Linked DNA regions of Mus musculus: regions 1 and 3 are each linked to region 2. Evidence: chromatin loops called from intact Hi-C (ENCODE). Cell type or tissue: left cerebral cortex. All regions are shown on one strand. Each heading gives the region's core, and the rest is flanking DNA. Links, peaks and the distances in the headings are about the cores only.

Region 1 (7,158 bases), core at 2,238-4,737, 570 kb after region 2:
AACCCTAGGAGGACAGAGTGAACACGCCCATCAGAAACTCTGTAGTAATGTCCACAGTGACCCGCACAGACACTACATGCAGACTTCAACTAGCTCAGAGAATTATGAAAAGCTGTCACACAGTAGACACCCCTCACACACAGAGAAGTCTATTAAAGGAATGAACAATATATAAATGAAGATTAAATGCATGAAAATTCATAGCATGGCTAATGAATAGGTAAAACCTAGCAGGCAGAAACCCAGGAAAGCAAATAAGTTCAGAGATGAAGGCCACAGCTGAGAGGGCCAGAAGCCTGGCACAAGGAAAAGTGCTATCAGTCACAGATTAGAAAAGGATTTAAGAAGCTAACAGCAGTTCCTATGCAGTAGATTGTAATCGTCTAAGGCCTATGTGCAGATCAGCTCATCTATACCTTCTTAAAATTTGATTTCCTTTTCACAACTAGGAAAATGGAACCCAGGTGGTGTGGTGTCGCCAGCAGGTAAGATGTGTGTTGGCTCTGGAGAATGCTACTAAAAAAAAAAAAAAAAAAAAACTAGCTCTTATGATTCCTCTGTAGATGTCCTGAGTTTATTAGGAGGCAAGAGTAGAGGTGATTCTGTCCCAGGAGCATCAGGAAGCTAAAGTGCTGGGAGCAGAATAGGATCAGCTTTTAGGAGAATTAACAATTCAGGGTTTATGTTTAAAGCTAACTGGTGGGGGGTTGCAGCCTAAACGGTAAACAGACCCCAGCACCACCCCCTCACCTCCCACAGGCAGAAAACACCCGTGCACTGTTATGCACTTAGTCCAACAGCACATGTGCTAATTTTTTTCTGTGTACACTCAGACTCAGAAATTGGATTTTTTTTTTTTTTTGAATAGTTTGTTCCCATCTGGTTTCCGGGCCAAGGATTCCATGGAATCTGCCATGGGGGAACAGCAAGGCTTCAGCCAGGAGTGAATGCACTCTCAGTCTGGCCAGAACACTCGAGAGGCAGCATTGTACATGTACTGAATAGTCACAAAAATAGCTCAGCTAAAGGACATAGAGAAATAGCCTGCACTCTGAGAACCCCCTCTGCCACTGCTTCTATGACCTAGTAAGGAGGTGTCACTGGAGAATGGGGACTGAGTGGGTCTGGAACGGAGCCCAGCTGCCACTTCCGGTTTTAATGTGGCCTTTGCTGTAAGCTAGAGCTCAGCCTTCTTATTTATGAAATGCGGCTGACTCGCACCCAGCACAATCTTCCCTGCCTGTGTAGACCGTGTGAGTGTGACAAGATGTGTATGAGTGTGTGACTGTGTGAGAATGTGTGTGCATATGTGTATCTAAGCGTGTACGTGTGAGTGTGTGCATGAGTGTATGTATGTGTGTGGATATGTATGTCTGAATGCATGAGCATGTGTGTGAGACTATACGTCTGTGAGTGTGTGTATGTGAGCAAATGTGTTTCTAAGAGTGAGAAGATGTGTTTGAGTGTGTGTGTAAGTATATGTGAGTGAGTGTGTGAGCATGTGTGTGTTTGTATATTTGAGTGTATGCATGTCTGAGCGTGTGACCGTGTCTATGAGTTTGTGAATATGAGTGTGTGTGTGTGTGTGTGTGTGTGTGAACATATGTGTCTGAGTGTGTGAGCATGTGTCTTTGAGTGTGTCTGAGTATATGTGTATATGAGTATAAGTGTATGTGTACGTGTGTGCATGTGTATGTGTGCGTGAGTTTGTGAGTGTTTGTGAGAGTGTGTGAGTGCATCCATGTGAGAGAGTGTGTGGGTGAGAGTGTGTGTGAGGGTGTGTGAGTATATGTATGTGTGAGTGTGTGTGTATGTGTGTGGGGGTCATGTGTGTGTGTGTGTGTGAGTGTATGAGTATGTGTGAGTGTATGTATCTGAGTGTGAGAGCGTGTGCATTTGAATGTGTGAGCCTACTGTATATGAATGTGTGAGTGTATGTGTGTGTGTGTGTGTGTGTGTGCATATAACTATGTGGACATGTATTTGTGAGTGTGTGGGATGTGTGTATGTGAGTGTGGGGACATATGTGCATATGAATGGGTGAGCATATGTGTATCTCAGTGTGTTGGTGTGTTTGAGTGCATGTGCATGTGTATAAGTGAATACACATGTGTATATGAGTGTATATAAGTGTGTGACTATGTGTGTATGTGAGTGTGTGTAGTAAGTATGTGAGAGGTTGTGTGTCTGTGTGTGTACACATGTCTCTTTAGTTTGGGATTCTTTAACAATGTAGCACACCGGCCCCTTTGTCCTTAGTGTATGTGCTTCCCTTGCTTAGGAGCCTCAAGAGGGCAGGACAAACAGACAGCAGAACAAACAGACAGCACACTTTTTTGGTCTCAGCACACAGTGCAGTACCTGCCAGCTTCTAATATTAATTGGCATTTCCTAAATGAAGAGGAATCATTTCGGTGGCAACTCTACATAATATTCAACTGCAACCAAACTATTGGTTTGTCATGAATCTATAAAGGATTTTAAATATTACCAGACCTTAAGAAAACTATATCCTAAATCTGGGGTAAAATAGTAGCCATTAAAAAGATGAAATAAGGCAGACAAACAGATGGATGGATGAATTATAAACACATACATACACAAATAATACACATATACATACATACATACATATACACACTCACACACACACATACGAACAGGGAGGGAGAGAAGCCCTATTTTTTTTCAAGTGCCAGGCATGGTAACAGGTAAAAGTCAAAGGAGTAATGACAGGACTGAGGCAGGAGGATCACTTTAGAACAGGAATTGAACACCCACGTGGGTAAGCCCCTGTCTAAGCAGGGAGGGGCTTGTAAGGAGAAGGAGAGAGGGCAGCAGGAAGGCAAGAGTGGGAAGGAGATGGGAGGACAGAGGGTAAGAGTATTATATATGTGCAAGAAATTCTCAAAAAGAATATTCATGATGTATATATGATCTTCTATGACACAAGGGCCACTGAGTACCCATTAGAGCTGCTCCTGGAGTCATCTAGTTCTGAGACCGGTACCCTCATTTCAGCCTATCCAACAAGTGATTACTTGAACTCCTAAGTCCTTCTCCCAGCTCATCACTAATTCTTAGAATCATTTCTTCATTCTTGACCCAGTCTCACTGCAGACATCCCCAAATCTTCCTTCTCTCATGCCCTGCCTGACTGTACGTTAGGACCTCTCTCTCCATACTGCCAAGAAGAGGACCTTGGATGGCTGGCCACACCTCACCAACCGCGCCTCTACCTTACCCCTGCAAGAGCAACTTTTCTTCCTTAGGACCACAGTTTCGCATCATAATCTCTCTACACTTGAATATGCAATGTTAAATGCAAATGTGTAGCAGCTGCTGCTCAGGTTTTTTTTTTTTTAAGGGTTTCTAGAGGCTGGACACATGGCTCAGTAGTTAAAAGCACTGGCTGCTCTTCCAGAGAACCTGAGTTTGATTCCCAGCATCAACCTGACAGCTCACAACCATCTGTAACTACAATTTCAGGGGATCTAGCGCCCTCTTCTGGCTTCTGCAGGCACCAAATACACAGCAGCACACAGGCAAACATGGAAGCAAAACAGTCATACGCAAAATTATCTTTTGTTTTTAAAGAAAAACAATGTACAAGACATATCATTTTAGTAAAAAAGTTCATGGCATTGAAAACTGTGGTTATTTATGCCTCACATAAATAAACTGTAAACATAGCCATACATGTGAGCACGTGCACACGTGCACATTTAGACACACTGGGGAAGAGAGAGAGTAGGAAGGAATGGGGGGGGGGCGAGGGTGCTAGAAAACTTTTTTCCAAAAATTTAACAACGATCATTAAAGCAGAATGTATTCAGGGGTAAATTTTATTTTCTACTTTGTATTTTCCTGCCCTGCTTCAAATTCACTATAGTGCTTAGAAATCATTCAAGTGATAAGACCATCTAGAAATAAAAGAGAACAAAATAAAATGCAAACTAGAAGAAAACAAAAGACTCCAGAGGAAAAAGCACACGTTTGCCCTCAGGGTGTGGCAGGGCATCTATGCTCCAAGTCTTACTGTCCATCCCAGACACCTCTAGGCTAAACATGGCACACTGGAAGGCGGTATCCTTTCTTTCTCTTCTTTTCCGGTGCTTGGAATTGACTCCAAGGTCTAAAGAGGCTCTGCCACTGAGCTGCAGCCCCACTAGGCAATGCTCTTTGAAATCTCTCCTGCCATTTGTAGCTTGGCTCAGCTAAGATCCATTACTATAAATGAGGATAATATAGGGACAGCTGTAGTCTTCCAGAACCTTCCCTCAAAGGAACAAAAGCCCTTGGAATCTCTTAGGATCCCAAACAGAAAAAGAGGGTAGAGCATGCCTTCCCAGCACCCACTGTCGGCCACACCCTGCCCGTCATAAGGTTACACACCAAATGCTACAGAAACGGTGTGTTGAACTCCAGTCGCGTTGATTTCATTGTTCTGTAGCTTTCTTCATATAGCTGCTGCTGGGGCACAGCTCAGGCACAAAAAGGACACCCAAGCCCTTTGAAATACTAGATATTTAATCACTATGCCACCACGAAATCCACTTTGGCACCAGAGCAATGGTGACAGTATGTGTTGTAGCTCAGTTTTTGTGCTGAGAATGAAAACAGTCTACCTATAGAACCAGCGACCATCTCTACCAGTTATTACTGACACACACCAGCACAGGATACCCCTACAATGCTACATCGATCAAACAAGCGCAGGCTTCATAGCTCTAACTAGAAGTGCTCACGGTGAGTTTTGTTTTCTTTTTGATTTCTAGTCAGCAATTATTGGATTTTCTACATGACATTTCATTGTTATCATATTTAAAAGAAAAGAAGAAGGTGGTGGCCCCATAGGAAGATATGCCAACAACCAGCACCTTGAAGAGACAGCATCTCTCTTCAAGCTGAAGCTGGGGCTGCCTCAGAGGCACGAGTGCAGGGAACAGGCTGTAACTAGGTCACTGGATTTTGCTTCCTCACAGTAGACCTTTTGCACATGCTCGCCGGAGCTTCCAAGAGCTCAGGAGGCTAACTCTGTACAACTGCTGCGATGGACTAAAAGTGATCCAGTTACTCATGGAATCCATGCTGGAATGAGTCCCATGTTCCTGGCACGGCAGAAGGTGCCAGAAGTAAGCAGAGGCTACCCCACCCTCCTGAAGTGGACAGTGGCAGACGCTCGAGGTACAATGTGATGAGTCCTAAATGTTCCCCCTCGGAGCAGTGTGTGGCTCTAGTGAAGGGAAGATTATTTCTCGCTGGGAAAATGACAGGTGGCTTCAGGACAGTGAGTGTTCCACCACCAGGAGGTACCGGAACAAGTCGGGATGGGACAGATCCAAGGCCAGGGTACAGCTCAGCTGGCTGGCACCCAGGGGCAATGAAGAATGACCTTAATTTTGGAGAGAACACACAGTGACAGGCGACGGACTTTGGGTATTTCCACAGCAGAAAGGCAGACTGTCACTGTATGCACTGGATGCGCCTAGGGAGCATGACAACTGAAGTGGATCTTTTGTAAATTCAAGTTGGTGCAGGAAGCAAAAGGGAGACACTACAAACAAATATCCCAGTCACTGTAAACAAGACATGGTATGCTCCGGAGTACAACTGTGGGGAATGACACTTCATGACTGGAAATGACATCCGGCCAGGGTTGCCAATCTGGTGTGGAGGTAAGTAGTGAAGAAGGGAAGATGACAAAGGCCACTGCTCTGTCTTCAGGTGGCTCTCACTGATACAGTCTGGATGGCCCACTCGATTCAACGTACACTCATGCCGTTCTTATACCATCCTCTCCACTGCCTTGGACACCTGAAAAGGGCTCAGTAAATAAACTCTCAGTAAGTAACATTGTGATATTGACTGGTTGCTGGTTTCAAAACATCAAAAAAAGGAATGAAAACAAGAAGCAGGTGTTCTCCTCCCTAAGGAGACAGGCAGAAGAAAGCTAAGACCCAGGGCCTCAACCCAGCCCATTCCAGTACCAACCTAAAAGGGGAAACCTAACCATGGTTATGAATCCAAAGCTCCCAGGTGATTTTACCATGCAGCCATGGGAGAGCGTGATGGCTAGGTGGAAGCACTGACCACTGAGCACGGGGATCACAGGAATATTCCAGAAAAGCCCGCTCTCTTGCAACATCTGTTTCCCTGGCTTTGCTTCAAGAATGAGCTTCTTGTAATGACAAGGTCGGGACTGGCTGGACCTCTCGGCAGACCCTTGAAAACACCAATCAAGGGTCTCTTCTTGCAAAGGGGGCCCAGGGCTAACCTTGTCATATTCTACTCATGACGGCAGAGGGAGAGGTGAACAAGCTGAGTCTCCAGCCCTTGGTGTTGGAGAACTGCAGTGGGTAATTAACACATTGATTTTGCAGTGAGCTAAGCAAACAGCAAATAAATACACTCTCCTATTCCAAGGGTCCTCTCAACCTCTCCAAGCCTCAGTTTCCACATCTGCAAAGTGGAAAATTACAGTGTATGTCTAACATGTTTTTTTCCAGTATATCCAAGATTAGCTATGATGTTAACATCACAGTGATTATGCAGCAAATAAATTAACATGAGGATATAAAATGCTCTACAAATTGTGTTCCATGACAAGATTATCTGCTGAAAACAAAGACTAGAAGTACATGCAGGAGACAAACAATGTATAGGTCATATATGTACATACGTGTGTACACACACACATCTGAAACAGGCAAGAGGATGAGAAGGTAGTGGATATGGAAGCCATTTATAGGTAAACTGGTCCAAGGACGCTGAGGACCTTCCCCAGTGGCACTGGCACCTCCCTAGACAAATAAAGATCTATTGCCACAAGGATTGATCCATCACCAAATGGCTTAATGTATTTACAGTATTCAGCCAAAGCCATGCCTAAAGTCCATCACCAAATGTCCTCATCTGAACTCCTCTAAGAATAACAGAAAGTTTCCTGATTAGAGTTCTGAGGGATAGAGCAACTCCGTCCCTTCAATTACTACATGTGAAATTCTTAAGTAGACTTTTTCTTAAAAGATTTATGGCCTGAGGTAAAGTGAAATAATTAAAATTTAAAATATTTCTTAATGGTCATTCTGTTTAATGTTACACATGAATTCATCAAGCAGTCCTATAACCATTATAATTATAATACAATCTAAGCTC
Region 2 (7,158 bases), core at 2,942-5,441:
TAAGAAGTAGATGGCAGACAAGTCTAGACAGAGGTCAGTGGCCAGGCCCTAAACTGCAGATCTACTATGCTGTGTCCTAGATAAAGATCTCTGTGCTCTAGACACCCAGGGGTTCTTTTCGACTAGACCTGGCTAAGATGTTGGGCTGGGTTAGGCTTCCTCCCCAGATAACAAAGTTCTGGAGTTGGTTTTGTGCCTAACAAGTCGGTTACCTCCTTCCTACCTCTTCTATTCAAGGACACATGCACACATGCACACATGCACTGTTTCCCTGGGGTCTTTACTGCACGAAAACAGCATGGCCGGACTACCAAGGAGCTATCATTCATTTCCAAAAAGAGGAAAAGCAAAGCTCAAATGGATCAAAGTGGCTGCAGTAGGTTGCTGCCCTCCATCCAACAGCCAAAAAGCTCACTGAAACGCTCTTCACATCCTGCCGAGGCCCAGCTCAATGACAAGCATTAGCATCCCATAGCCCTCAGGAATAGCTTGCTGGCCCAACCTAGTACTCAAGCCCTCCACACTCTGCCTGCCTCCTGTTCCTGTCCCAGGTGCCACATCTTGAGTTTGGGCTTCTCACCTCCTCGGCTTCATTCTCCCACTCAAGCAGACCATAAACACTACTACCTCCACAGATAAACTGACTGGGAGGACAAGGACAGTTTCCTTTAGAAGAGGGCGACTGTGTTATCTGGGTTTCATGGTGACTTAAAGGAGAGCTTATTGGTCCCATACGCATTTCCAGCTTCAAGGGTCCTATTGTCAGTGAGCCAGGCTTCCAGAAGCCACAGCAACATCCGAGGGGAACCACCCACACCTCCCCATCTCTGTGCCTCACCAGAAAGAAAAAAACATATTTGCAGCTAATTTTTACTTTAATAATATTTTTTGTGTAATTATCAAGGACTCTTAAAACTTCCCATCCCTCCTGCATGGTAGGAATAATAAACATGCCTGTTTTATTGGGGGGGGGGGGTGAAGGAAATGAGACCTTACACACAGAAAGGGAATATGATTCATCTCCAGCTAGCGGTGAGTCAGCTGAGACAGCCCAGGCACCCTGACACTGGGGGGGAGGGGGGAGCATTCACAAGGCCAGCCGTCCTGCTTGCTGTTATTTCCAAACCTTTAATATCTTCTGCAGCTTCATGCTTCTTGCACTGGCTCACTTTTGATTAAGTTCTTTATTGTGATGCGAACAGTAAGGGACTTGGTCTTTTCTACGTTCTGAAAGGAACTTGAAATGTTTTTATATTTTCCTAGGAGCTCTGAGCTTCCCAAAATGTGGGCTTCTTGGGAAACTTGTAGTGAGAATTCTGAAGATGTGCACAGTGAAAAATATCGGGCAAGGCCAAACATCCAGTTAAGGTGGGAAGTGGGGACTCGTCCCCAAACAGGCGGTGCGCTTCTCTGGAGTCTAAGGCCTCTTTTATAACACCTAGTGACAGTTTTTCTGTGTAGGTGCTGAGAAGCATAAGAAGAGCTGTGGTGAGCTACTTCTTGTGGAATCAGAGTATTAAGAAATCCCGGGAAAACTTGTCAAAAAGAAAATGCGGCTTTTCCTGCCCTGAGGCTATCTCAAGGGAGGAAGAAGAGAGTATATGGAAGCCTGCCTCCAGAAGACTGGTGAGAACAGAAGGGTTGGCCAGCCCCAGGACAGCCCTCAAGGCAAGCTATGACTTTTACCAAGCCAGACACTCACATAAAGGCCCTCAGTAAGGTGACTACATAAAATGCAACCCAAGCCAGACATTTTAGCGTGATGAAGGAAGCTATTCAGGACTCCAGGCTGTGGTGGCACACACCTTTAATCCCGTCACTAAGATGGCAGAGGCAGGCAGATCCCTGAGTCAAAAGCCAGCCTGGTCTACAGAGCGAGTTCCAGGACAGCCAGGGCTACACAGATAATCCCTGTCTATAAATTATATGTAATTATTATAAAATATATGTAATATTAGATAGATAGATAGATAGATAGATAGATAGATAGATAGATAGATAGATAGATAGATAGAAGGCCTACCTAAACAAAGAGAAGGCAAATCAAGAAGGGTGGGTGCTGGGTGGCCTTTGCCATCGGTGTTGATATTGACAAGGAATGAGTTCTACCCATGGAGCAATAACTATATAATAACTTATATCCCATACAAGAGACTTAACACAGGCACAAAGGGACTGGTTATCTGGAGGACATTAGTAAATCTCTCAGAAAAACTGAAAGAAGGCAGCAAGAGAGGTGGGGGCACCCAAGTTGAGATTTGATGGCTACAGAGGAACTGAGGCATGGCAGTAGGAAGTCAGGCAGAGGTCATCAAGCCCAGAAACTAGCCTCTGTGGGATGCTCAGGGAAAGGCAGGGTCAATCGGATATGCCTGCCATAGACCGCGGCAAGAATGACATGGGCACCCCGGGCTGGGTTTGGCCTACTGTGTAGACAAGCTGACATCTGTTTCTAAGTATGATTCGCCAAGTCAATTCTCCCCTCCCCGGGTTTGCTTTGTCTCTGCTGGGCAAGTGGTCTTCTCTCTCCATCAAGGACTCTCATCTGAGGAAGACACCACTTCCGGGTTTCACTACCAAATTCTCCCTGAGTCTCTAGCCACGGAGAAATGGGTTTGGATGATCACAGGAAGTACCTTTTTGGCAGTCCAACATGGCCAGAAATCTGAAGGGGGTGGATTTTAGTGGCTCTCCCTTTTTGATATTTCGCCTTTGGGAGACTCTTTCTCTGCTTACTTTCCAGGACTTACAAGTCCGGAGTTCCTTTGGACTTTAGAGACCTTAGGCTTTTAGAGACCTGAAGGTCACAGGATCAAAGAGGGACTTTCTCCTTTGGTCCTTAAGACCAACTGGTGAGGTAGGTTGAGAACAGGTAACAGTTAACAGGCAGAGAAAGGATTGACAGCTGCTGCCAGGAGCTCATCAGCCAGGCTTTGTATATGGAGCACCGTAAGCTTTCCAGCAGGAAGGAGGGGAAGGGTAGAAGGAAGAGGAGTAGCAAGCAGAAAGGGGGAGGAGCAGAATAGTGCCGAAGGACTAAACTAGAACTTTCTTCTTCGCCCCACCTCCAAACTTACCCCTCCCTCGCAACCCAGGGGGGAGAAAATGGGTCTGAGGCTGTGCGGTTGGGAAGGGCGGAGGGTAACATCTTCACAGATGCTGCAGCTTGGCCCTGCAGGGCTGCTGGGCCTTTGAAAGGCCACTTGTAAACTCTTGGTTCCGAACAGAAAGGCAGCCGGGAGGAGCTGGGGCGCGGGCAGGGGGAGGAGACCGGTCTGCCTTCAGTGCCTAGAAATCAAAGCAGCCAACCTTGGGCTTTTTCTTTCCTTCACACTGAGGCACTTTTATTGGCGAGATGAAGGGAGGCAGAGAGGGCCTACAGCCCTCGCTTCGCTTTTGGAGGTTAATGACCCAGTTAGCAGCTCTTGGCTGAGTTTCCGACATTTTGCAGACATCAAGCCCCGCGCCTCTGCCAAGTACATTCTGTTCCCTGGAGCCCATCCAATGCATCTCAGATTACTATGTAATGCGACAAAGAGGGAGAGGCGGCTGGGAGGGGCCCGGAGAGCTGGGCGGGGTGAGCGGGCGGTAGCCCCGAGAGCGGGACGCAGAAGCCGGCTGGCGGGGAAGAGGATGCCACTCTAAATACAGCTGCTCCAGGGGAGTCGCATCCCTCGAGGGGCTTCTTAGCTGGAGAGGGAGCCCGAAAGGAGGGTGGACAGGCCCTGTCCTCCAGGAATCCTGCCCCGTAGAGCCCGGCACGGTCCAGAACGCAGATGGGGGTGGGGAGAACAACCGGAGACCCGACAGGACAGCGGGAGGAGGAATCCAAGGGGCGGGCCTAGGGGCTCGGCTCCGCCCCTCCAGGCTGCCCCAGGCCCGTCCCAGCAGCTCCAGGGGTGAACAGCCTGCTGGCTAATTATAGACCTGAATGGAAAGCGGCGCTTTTGAATGATCTTGTTGCTCGCACTGCCTTCAGAGTCTGAGGAGCAGGTGCGGCCCTGCTATATACAAAGTGATTCATTTAAAAGCCCTCTGTCACGTACGCTCACTTACTGACACACAGGAATCCTTGTGCGCTCCACCACCCAAAGGATTCCAGAACTGGCTTAAAAGAACTTGAGCTCAGGGCAGAAACCAAGCGACTATTGGAACAACTTCACCACTCCTTAGTAGTCTCGCAGAGTAGATGAGAGAGGGTACTAGGCCTTTCTCAAAATGTTGAAAAGTAGGGTCTTTGCAATTTACAGCTGGAGAAACGGAGGCTGAGACAGAGTTTTGAGACGTGTCTGTGAGAGCGGGAAGTCAGTGTGAAGCTAAAGAGAAGCATGGGGTCCTGCCAGCCCCTTCCTCTGCCTGCCCAGACTGGAGCTTAACGTCTCCCATCCTGAACCTCTGGCACGGAAGAACACCCCTCCTTCTAGAATACCCCTCTTTCCTGAGTGTGGCACCTACCCGTTGCACCTCCCATCCCTGAATCCCACCAGTAAACCAGCTGAAGCCAGTTCCAGGCCTAGGAACTGGCAATCATGCCCATTTTCCCTAGTGTTCTGTATGAGTCAATCTGTTACGGCTCTGTCAGCACAATGCCCTGTGAGGAACTACAGAGGGGGCAAAACTTCCTTCCCTGTCAGCGTCTTACACCCACCTCGGGTTCACACTCACAGCTAGCCAAGACTTTCCATGACCTTGATGACCAACTGCAGTCTGCATAAGCACAATGGAGCCTCATGCCCATTTGATGGAGTCCTTGAAGAGTCTTGGAGGGAGGAAATGACTGGCTCATGGTCATCTGATGGTGAGTCTGTATGGAGAGAGCCCAAAGTGGGCCTGTCTGCATCCTGAGTTGAGGTCAACACACTTACTTCTTTCTTAGATCCGACCACAAGCCCACTCAGTCACAGAGAAATATTGCTGTGAGCAATCTGATTATTTGCTCTCTGGTCCCCACATCACCATACCAGTTTTGTCCACACTTATGAATCTGGGTGTAGAGAACTGTTATTTTTCTCTAAACATCTCTAAACCCAGCCAGTGCATCTGGCCTTAAATAGAAAGGCTGTCCGTCTCACCACCTAGGCCCACAAGTTCCACCTCACCTTTGCTGACCATTTTAAACTTAACATTTTCCTCGTTCAGTGTGAATGGTTAAAGAACCACCGTCGAAATACCGTGCTGAAAGAAACAGAAATTGGGGGGTAGAGATTATTTTAATAGCTTTTTACTTGCCTCTTGAAAGGAAGTTCTGCATCTTAGGATTTATAAGTATCCACCCTCCCCAACATACATTGTGTTCAGGCCAACCCTCCGAGCACAGTAAAACTCTCATATGGCTGGACAATATCATATGTACCTAAGCTGAAAATTGTCACGTGTCTCTGAAAACAGATGAATGTTCAAAGCACAGTCGAGGTTCAGCTCTGGGCTGCAGTACAGGTATTTAATCTGTGTGGGTGTCTACTTTGTTCTCTGTGAAAATGGACATAACCACGGCTTATAGAGGCTGTGCTGCAGGGCTGACTGGGGAAGGAGCCCAGTGACCAGAAAGGAATGAATGTCTCTTCAACCAGACTACTGAATTGGGAATCTGAATTCTATTTTTTGACTTGGATATATTTTTTAAGTTCCATGAATTTCAATTTTATCAAATACAAGAGGGTAACAATAGTGCATGCTTTATAATTATGTGGGTAAAATGAGTTTAAATGTAAAGGGATAAAATATATGCCTGGCACACAGTAAAGTGCTCCGTAGAATGAAAACTGAACATATATAGGGATTTCCTAGAATAATGCCTATCTGAAAGTGCACACACACTAAATAGCCACTCTATGTTTTCCTCATTTTTAGAATGGAATTCTCCCAAGATTAAATTTGAATACTATACATGAACAACTTGCGGTGCTCTCTAAGACAGCTCACAGCCAGCATTAGTAACTCCGTTGTTAGGGCACTGATTTGGTAAATATTATGTATTAACTCTGCATGATCAAACTTGACGAATGAAAGTGGATCGTGTCCAGGCCTTCAAGAGGAGGATAAGTAAGCAAAGACATGCTAGGAGCACATAAATATCTAATACCAAGGGAAACTGGTGTCTGCTTTGACTATCACAAAACACTAAGTGTCATGAAGCATCAAGAAGCCCAAGCACATACCTATAGGTGGGTCATTGGCTCAGGAATATGTGTGGTCATGGTAAAAAGAACACAGCACATCCTAGAGGAACTACCAAGATCTAGACACTTCGAGTTGACAAAAATTCCCAGTAAAAATAAGATAAAATAAAATAAAATAAAATGCAGCTAAACCCACCTCGGAATGGAAAGGGCATGCTCACCAGACTGCAAGATTGCCAGATTCAGAGATGGGGCAAAAGTCAAAAGACAACAGACTGAAAAGTGGAAACCAGGAGTCCAAAAGTTCCAAGAAGCCAGGAGGACCCCCATGGGTCCCACTGAGAATGAAAAGGCAATATTTGGAGGCCAGCTTCCTGTTCCAGCTGAGCAGCTGCCTATGTTGAATATGGAGTGGAGTGGAGGAGGGCTTTTCTGAGGCCAGAGCTGATGTGCCAGGGCCGACAGTGGGTTGCTGGCTCTTCCACAGCATCTTAATGTTCAAGGTTGATGTGTACTCGCACGTGTCATCCTTTATAACGCCGTTCAATGTGGAAATGGAGTGCATGCGTACTCCTGAGCATACCACAGCGACTCAAGCAAATGTAAACTTCCCGGGTCCCAAGGCTTAAAGGACAATCGAAGTGGTCCAGAAACTTGGTAGCCCTAGACAGACTTGTGTGTGTGTGTGTGTGTGTGTGTGTGTGTGTGTGTGTGTGTGTCTACCCCCTCAAATCAGTAAAGCCAAGTCAGAAAGCATGATGGGAAAAATTAGCATGTGGAACTTGAAGCAAAAATAAAATCCCTTTTGTGACCCTTCATCTGAAGTGTTTTAATTAACTGGTTTCTGGATTCAGTCCTTCTTTGATAGAAGAAGTGAGACAAAGGAGGTGGGAAGAGAGATGGAGGAAGGGAAGGAAGGAGAAGAGGAGAGGGAAGAAGATGGAGAAGAAGAGGAGGAGGAGGACATGGAGGAGGAGACAACTGGTTTTATTGTTTTCTGAAGCCCCCTCTTAACCGGATCCCTTCCCAGCTCAAGTTG
Region 3 (7,158 bases), core at 2,238-4,737, 1.1 Mb after region 2:
GAAGAAACTGAAAGGTGAGCGCATAATTTTCTTCAACATCCATTCAGTTGAGAGAAAAGAGGCTCATCTAAAAGCAGGTGCCTCCTTCCGTTTTGGTTATTTTCTTCCAACATACACACTTTGACTTGGGGGGTGGGGTGGGAAGAGAGAGAGAGAAGGGGGAAAAAATCAAAACACAACAACAAAAATCCCACCACAGTAACACAAACTCTGGCACATGGTCCCAGGAAGGATAAGAGGTCCTAGTGCTGGGTTAATAAAGCAGGGCTGGTGAGCTGTTGCTCTGAGAAACTTTTCAGAGAATCAAAGGGTTTGAGGTATGAGAAGGGTAAATTCCTTCCCAGCCCCCACTCTGGCTGGCTCTACCGCCCGAGGGAGCACATTTCCCTTTGCTCTGCAGCGCCCCCATGGGGATAAAAGTGGAATAGCAAAGGGAACACAAGACCGACAGTCTCTCTCTGTCTCTCTCTCCCTCTCTCTCTAACTCTGTGTGTGTTTGTGTGTGTGTGTGTTTTGAAGACTTGGTGGTGGGAGTCAAGGGATAAGACACAAGGTCACTCTGAGAAGAAAAATAACCAAAATCACCATAAAAGTAATTCTATTTATGAAGACAACAATACAACAAAACCATACACCTGCGTTCCAAAGCTAAATTGCATCTAAGAAATTTGAAGTACTTAATGCTCAGAAAAGGTAGTAATCAGACAGCTAGCTACACAAAGAAATTCACTTCAGCAAAATTAGGGTGTCATTTTGGTCCAGTGGGATTAACTTAATACTCTAAAATGAGAGGGAAGGGGACTCTAAGACACAAAAACCCAAAGCAGCCACCCTGCTTCCGGGCAGTGTGGATCAATTTGACAAAGTCACCGTGTCTTTGGAAGTAAAATGTTCATTTTCCCAACAGTGATAGGATTAGGCCTATGTGTATTCCTCAAAAATCCTTCACAAGACAGGCTTTTCCACCGAGACTGCAGTAATCCATCTGCCAATACGTATTAAAGCATTCAGATTTCTCAGGGACAGACAACGGATTTTCTAAGTTCCAACCCTCACAGAAAACAACCAGCTCCTTCCTCGACTCCCCCAGTTCTAAAACCTGTGACATCATCTTTTGAAGTGGTGGTACTCCAACAACAGCACAGCAAAAACTTCTCATAGGACCAGTCCTCTGTACCCCACAAGCCAGCAGTCTTCCAGAACTCTGCTTGCATCTCTATTTTTAAGCCCACGTTTAGGGTTGTGGTCCACAAGTATTCATTAGAAATTAATATGTGGAGATATTTTGCGAATGCTTGAAAACCCCTCTGTGATTTAACGAGCCACTTGAAGGACTTTCACAGCTAAAGCCCAGAACAGCCTGACCTTTGAAAGAGTCTTTTGCTCCAAACACTTTGAGTTCATTCTAGTTCTTAAGGAATCTGAATATTATTTAGCTCACACCCTTCTTGCAAGAGACAGACATAAAAGAAACAAGAGTCTCACTCATCCAGGGATGAGTAGGAGGGCAAAAACCCCGACCAACATTTAAATAAGGAAACTGCAGCTATGAACACATAACCCAGGGCCCACCGTGAAAGGAGTCTGCCCTGTATTCACCTTTTAAAATAAAGGAAGAAAGAAGGGAAAGAAAGATTCCGCTCCTCTCCTCCCCTCAGCTCTGCTCCAAAGCCTAGAGGACCCGGCTGCGAGCAGTGCGCCTAGTGTAGCACAGCCTGTACTCAATACGCGCAGTATCTGTGATCCTGGCAGCCAGGCCTTTAGAATTCCCTCAGGCTGATCCCTTCAACACATACTGAAGAGATTTTTTTTCCTTTCTCCCGACGACCTTGAAACGAACCCAGTGGGGGTTTAAAAAAAAGGGTGGGGGGAATGTTCAAGACCTTAAGAAAATAGCAAAATACAAACATGTATTTGGCTTCACAGAATGTTGTAACAGGCAAACATTACACGTACCCACACACACATTTCTAGCATCAAGAAATTTCCTGAGAGTCAACAGTAACAGAGTAAACCCACCACTCGCTGTCCTGGAAAGAAACAAACCAAACCAATCCAAATCCTTTTACATCTCTTTCAAGTGCAGGAAAGCTTCAGCAAAAGTCCAAGAGGAAAAGGAAATTGTACCAAGGGCGGCTGGGGGGCGGGCGGGGGGGGCGGGCGGGGAGCGGTGGTGGTGTTGGAGGTTGGGGCTGTCATATGTGGCCAAAAATGTAAGCTTCTGTCAATGGTATTAGGTTGAAATATTGCACCTTTAGAGAGAGAGAGAGATAGAGAGAGAGAGAGAGAGAAAGCGAGAACGCAGGGAGACAATAAAACCAACGAATGACAGTCCCGACGATTTACATAACACCACAAACTTGCAAAAGGCAAAAATCAGAAGCGGAAAAAAAACCCCACCTAAATCATTAAAATACAACAGGAGCATCCCAAGCCACCATCCCCAAAGGACCCCCCCCCCGCCCCAACATAATTGTCCCAAATAAAAAGAAAACAAATGAACCCACCGAAAACTGCTTGGCAAATATTTTTCTCGTGGTGCCTAATACTCTAGCTGGAAGGAGCTGTGGTATTTATTGTTTTCTCCCTCCCTCGTCTCTCTAAACCTGCCTCTAACACACTTGTTCTAACGGCTCAACTCTCTCGCTCCCTTTTGTGTATTTAGCTCGAGGAGCCGAGTTTATGGGTAGGAGAGGAAGAATTAGCCCCAGACCCCGGGAAAGCAAAGCGCACTCTCCCTCTTATGTCACCGAATAGCAAATTAGTTCTCAGAATTCCAGAGGCCGAGCTTTGCTACAGCGAAGACGCCGACGTCACGGAGCCCACGTGACGGCGGCGGAGCGGGCGGTTCCATCGGTGGCCCGGGGCAGGGAGGGTCGCCTTGTAGCCGCGCGCGCCCGCCTCGGGACCCCCGGTGTTCCGGGCGGCGGTGCTGCGGGAACCACGATCCGCACTATAGGGCGGCGAGCGGCGCGGCCCCGAGGCATTCTGCCGGCCGGGAGGGCGCTGCGGAGCGCGCCGCTGCCACCGAGTCCTCCCCTGCTGCGGAGCAATGGTAAAGCCCGCAGCTCAAATTCCGAGAATTGAGCTCTGTTGATTCTTAGAACTGGGGTTCTTAGAAGTGGTGATGCAAGAAGTTTCTAGGAAAGGCCGGACACCAGGTGATTATTGCTGTTGCTGCCGCCGCCGCTGCCGCTGCCGCCGCCGCCGCTGTTGCCGCTGGTGCCGCTGCCGCCGCCGCTGCTCATGATCATTATTTTACCTTTTAATTCTTTTTTTTTCCGCTTTTGCCAAATGCTTTGGCTCCAAGTTTCCTATGTGTATCTATTGATATAAATGTATCTATTTATTGATTCTAGCTGTCAGGTGTTAAAATAAATGCCGAAGATCAGCCCCACGTCTCTCCCACTGTAGGATCTAGCTTTTCGCATACGTATTCTTCTTCTTCTTCTTCTTCTTCTTCTTCTTCTTCTTTTTTTTTTTTTTTTTTTTTTTTTTTTGCTGTCTTGGAGCGCCTCGGCCGCCTCGGGGAGGCTGTGCCGCCCTGCCCGGTGTTGTTTCGGTGTTTGGAGACGCAGGGGCGCGGGGCGGCGGGCGCTGGGTTGCGCGGCCTGGGAGGGCGGACCGCGGCGGCCCCGCCGGCTTCGCGCGGCTTGGCTTGCTTTCTCTGCTCGCTTGCAAACTGCCTTCCCCGCCGCTGCCTCCCTCCCCGCTCAGTTCTCCCGGTGCCCGCGTTGGCGGCCGTCCACCGGCCCCGGCCCCGGCCCCGGCCCCGCACAGTCCCTGCCTTGCACCCGAGCCGGGAGTCAGCGGGGGGAATGCAAGCCAACTCCTCGGCTGGTTGTTTTATTTTCCCTTTTCTTTTTGGTCATAAAGCCAGATGAAGTATCGTGTCTGCAGTTTCCTTTGAGAGCCGTGATCTTCCCAAGGAGAGACAGTGTTTTGGGAAGGCTTCGCTTGCACGGGGGGCGGGGACGTTGAATACTTTGAAAATTACTCTTTCTTGGTTGGAGTCGAGGCAGTCGGGAACCCGGGTGCGCTCGGTCTGCCCAGCCCGAGGAAGGAGGCTTGAAGGCGGGACAGGGATTTTGGGGGAGGGTGGGAGAGGGGTGCGCGGTTTTTTTGTTTTTTGTTTTTTGTTTTTTTTGCACCTGCGGCGCTTTCAGCGTGCGGGACCCGGGGGGGTCTTGGCCAGCCAGCCCGGAGCTCCGGAGAGGTGGCGGGATTTCTGGCGGCCGCGGTGTTTGTATTTTGGGTGCTGCGTGACTGCGTTGGCTCTCAGCGGTAGTTCCCTCCCTTTCCTAAATTTAATTTCATTTTTCCCCCTTGGTGCAAGCTGTGTTTAAAAAAAAAAAAAAAAAAAAAAGTGGCCCTGGGTATAGCGATAGCCACTCTTCAGATTCCCAAGGTCCTTATTTTGGGAGAAGGAAGAAAAACAGAGCCCCAGCCTGCGTTCCTGATTTGCAAGATCAGGGAGGGAAGAAGGGGTACTTTGTGATTCCTGCTGGGGGACCCCGGACGGGAGGAGCGGGTGCGATAGGGAGATCTTTGTGAGTGATTTTGCAAAAACAGATTGCGAGGTTGGTTGGATTTGCAACCTGTGGCTCTCCTCAAGGGAGGGAGTAGGAATGGGGAAAAGCGGCGGCGGCGGCCCGGGGAGGGAGTGGGTTGAGAGTTGGAACCTAGGAAATGGGCTGCCTGGGGGGCAGTGGGAGCTGGAGGCCACCCCTGCCGGAAACAGTGAACGTTAAATGTCTTGAGAACTGCGGGTTGCGTTGCCTGTATAATACCGCGTTATTGGAACCCTGGCGAGAGATGGAGCTAGTGTTGCAAAAATGAGTTTTAAAGGTCCCCTATGAAAAACAACAGCACCAAACAATATTATTTTAACAGTAAAATAAATAATCTCTGTGTTGCGCTCCCTCCCATAGAAATTTAGTTTTTGTGCTAGGGGTAGTGAGAAATGACCTCAAGCCCGGCGCTGGAACTCAGAAGCAGTTACAGGGTCCTTGACAAGCATCGCACCCCACTCCCTAAGAAGTAATTTTATCTCTTTTTCCCCTTCAAACATTGTATAGTTCTCATAGGAAAATATTGCAATGCCAGTGTATATTACTATCCACAAAAAAAAGAAAAGAGCAAGGAATGGAAGGGGGGAGAGAGAGAGAAGGAGAGAGAGAGGAGAGAGAGAGAAGGAGAGAGAGAGAGAGAGGAGACTGTTTAGAAATACAGTTTGTGGCTCTGAGCTATGCCTCTGGCTTCCTCTGCAGTTCGCTGGTTTCCCTTTTTCTTTGCGAGGTGTGTGGTGTGAGTATGTGTGTGTGTGAGTGTGTGTGTGTGTGTGTGTGTGTAATAAACAACTTTAAAATAGGGGAGGGGGCAGCGTGATCCATCCAGAGACAGGTATCTATTTTGCTCACAATTTACTACCAAGTGCCTTTGGCAGGCACTTGAGCAGGACCTCATAAGCCTGCAGACCAAGTTGAAGTTCATCTGGCCCTAGTCCACATGCTATTCCTGGAGGTAGCAAACTTGAGCTCAAAGGAGTTAGGTGAAATTGTATTCTTCTTTATATACCGATTTTAATAAAAGAAGGAAAGATATTTGTCCCGGGGGGGTGGGGGGAGAGGAAATGGAGAGAAAACACCAGGAGATGGACATTTCTCTTGCTAAAATGACTGCAGTTGAGTCCTGAAGCCAAAATAGAAAGCTGTAGATGGACACCTCCCCACCCCACCCCCACTCCCCCACCCCCTAGTTTATAAATAGAAGTTTCCAGCATCCTATTTGGAAGATTTTCTTTTCTAATACTTCCAGGCATTGGATGATTTTAAAGATCTGTTGGTAGTGACAGTAAGGTTAGATGCTGTTCAAGACAACCAAGTGACTTGAGCAGAGACAACCAGGAAACGGGTATTCACTAAATACTCTCTTCCTCACCTCAGGTTTGAAGGGTTTACCAGAGTGTTTTCTTGAAAAGACTAATTTATTCTGGCCTTGGTGGTCAGGAATGGCATCCTAAATTTCTAAGTTGTCGTTTGCTGAGCCCCGAGGAGTTCCAGTTATGGGTTGAGCCATGACTAGATGTCAAAATCTTTCCTTCCCTCTGTCCCCTGCTGGGGATATCCCCCTCGGTTGTGAAAAAAAAAAAAAAAACAACCAAAAACCAAAAAACAAAAACCCAAAAACTTAAGTTTCAGGGGAGGTAGTGCGGCAGCGCCACCCCTTGGTGAGTAAAACTATTGGTAAAAGTCAAATATTTGAAAAATAATTGTGAAATAAGCCTAATGTGCTTACCCCTAACCCTGAGAGAGAGAGAGAGAGAGAGAGAGAGAGAGAGAGAGAGAGAGAGGAAACTTTTAAAATCAATACTTTGCAGTTAATCTTTCAAATAAGATAGAGACACGTTGTTTTCCAAACTAGAATGGTGTCCTACCAGGCGATGTCCTTCCCATAATTCAAGGGACACCCTTTCAGGAGTGGAGATGAGGTGGGATAGAGGTGGGGCTTATCTGCGACTTCTCTGGATTGATGTAGCTATTTTCCTCTCAGACTTGACTTCAGGTACCGCAGTAGATTGACGGTCTGACTCTGAGCTAAAGAGGAGTGTGTGTGTGTGTGTGTGTGTGTGTAAAACCGTAGAACTGAAAGTGTTGTAGTTTCCCCGGGGGCCGTGGTGGCTTGTGTCGAAGTGATGGGGGAGAGGTTTGTGGACCGCAGGGAACAGCATAGGCTGGGTTGTGAGAGACAAAGTAGCGAGGCGCGTGCCGGTTTCCTACACTGCGCAACAAGTGGGACCGCAGCAGCGACAGGCGACTCTGCATACTAGCTCTGCTGGTTAGCTTCTTTTTGCTCCTCCCAACCCTTCCTGCTTCCCGATACGGACCAGTAGCACCTCCAAAGGCCATATTCTGTTCTGTTCCGCACCCGCTTTGCTCAGTGAGTGAAAGGGCTGACCTCTGGTCCCCACTTCCTCTGTGGGTATGAACCATGGGGTTATTCCCGATTTTTGCTCCCCTCCTTCTCTCTCCCGCCCTCCCCCTCTCACTGTCTCTCTCTTTGGCACGAGTCTCTCTTAATACTTTCAGGTGTGGTTCTTTTTGAAAGAATGTGTAGCCAGCTTTGAGGAGAGGAAGAAAGGAACAAATAACCAAATAA

Evidence for each region. Peaks named below come from ENCODE experiments on the same cell type or tissue, not always from the same donor. Only the 100,000 strongest peaks of a DNase experiment are listed, where the experiment ranks them.
Region 1: it touches region 2 in a loop (4-fold over the local background); 13 of 42 quality-filtered maps call a loop at or near these places.
Region 3: a loop joins it to region 2, with 6 times the contacts of the local background. A loop is called at or near these places in 41 of 42 quality-filtered maps.

Annotation. Positions count from the first base shown.
Region 1 is chr16:24,481,836-24,488,993 of GRCm38, reverse strand. All of the region lies in intron 3 of Lpp (LIM domain containing preferred translocation partner in lipoma), which reads right to left. Among named protein-coding and RNA genes, the nearest start is that of Gm24440, 79 kb to the right of the region's middle. In left cerebral cortex, for the core only: a CTCF peak has its summit at 3,516 (motif pointing left); no DNase peak of the experiment used is centred there; H3K27ac peaks cover 329 bases.
Region 2 is chr16:25,055,723-25,062,880 of GRCm38, reverse strand. It overlaps A230028O05Rik (RIKEN cDNA A230028O05 gene), which reads right to left and starts at 3,242. Exons shown (of 3, transcript NR_040374.1): 1 at 3,078-3,242. In left cerebral cortex, for the core only: CTCF peaks have their summits at 3,733 and 3,933; DNase peaks (open chromatin) are centred at 3,462 and 3,827; H3K4me3 peaks cover 1,256 bases; H3K27ac peaks cover 1,463 bases.
Region 3 is chr16:23,984,578-23,991,735 of GRCm38, reverse strand. Bcl6 (B cell leukemia/lymphoma 6) reads left to right here and starts at 2,884. Exons shown (of 10, transcript NM_009744.4): 1 at 2,884-3,161. It overlaps Gm31527 (a long non-coding RNA gene), which reads right to left and starts at 3,469. Exons shown (of 2, transcript XR_384770.3): 1 at 2,508-3,469. In left cerebral cortex, for the core only: CTCF peaks have their summits at 3,040 and 3,256; DNase peaks (open chromatin) are centred at 3,061, 3,753, 3,913, 4,565 and 1 more place; H3K4me3 peaks cover 2,500 bases; H3K27ac peaks cover 2,500 bases.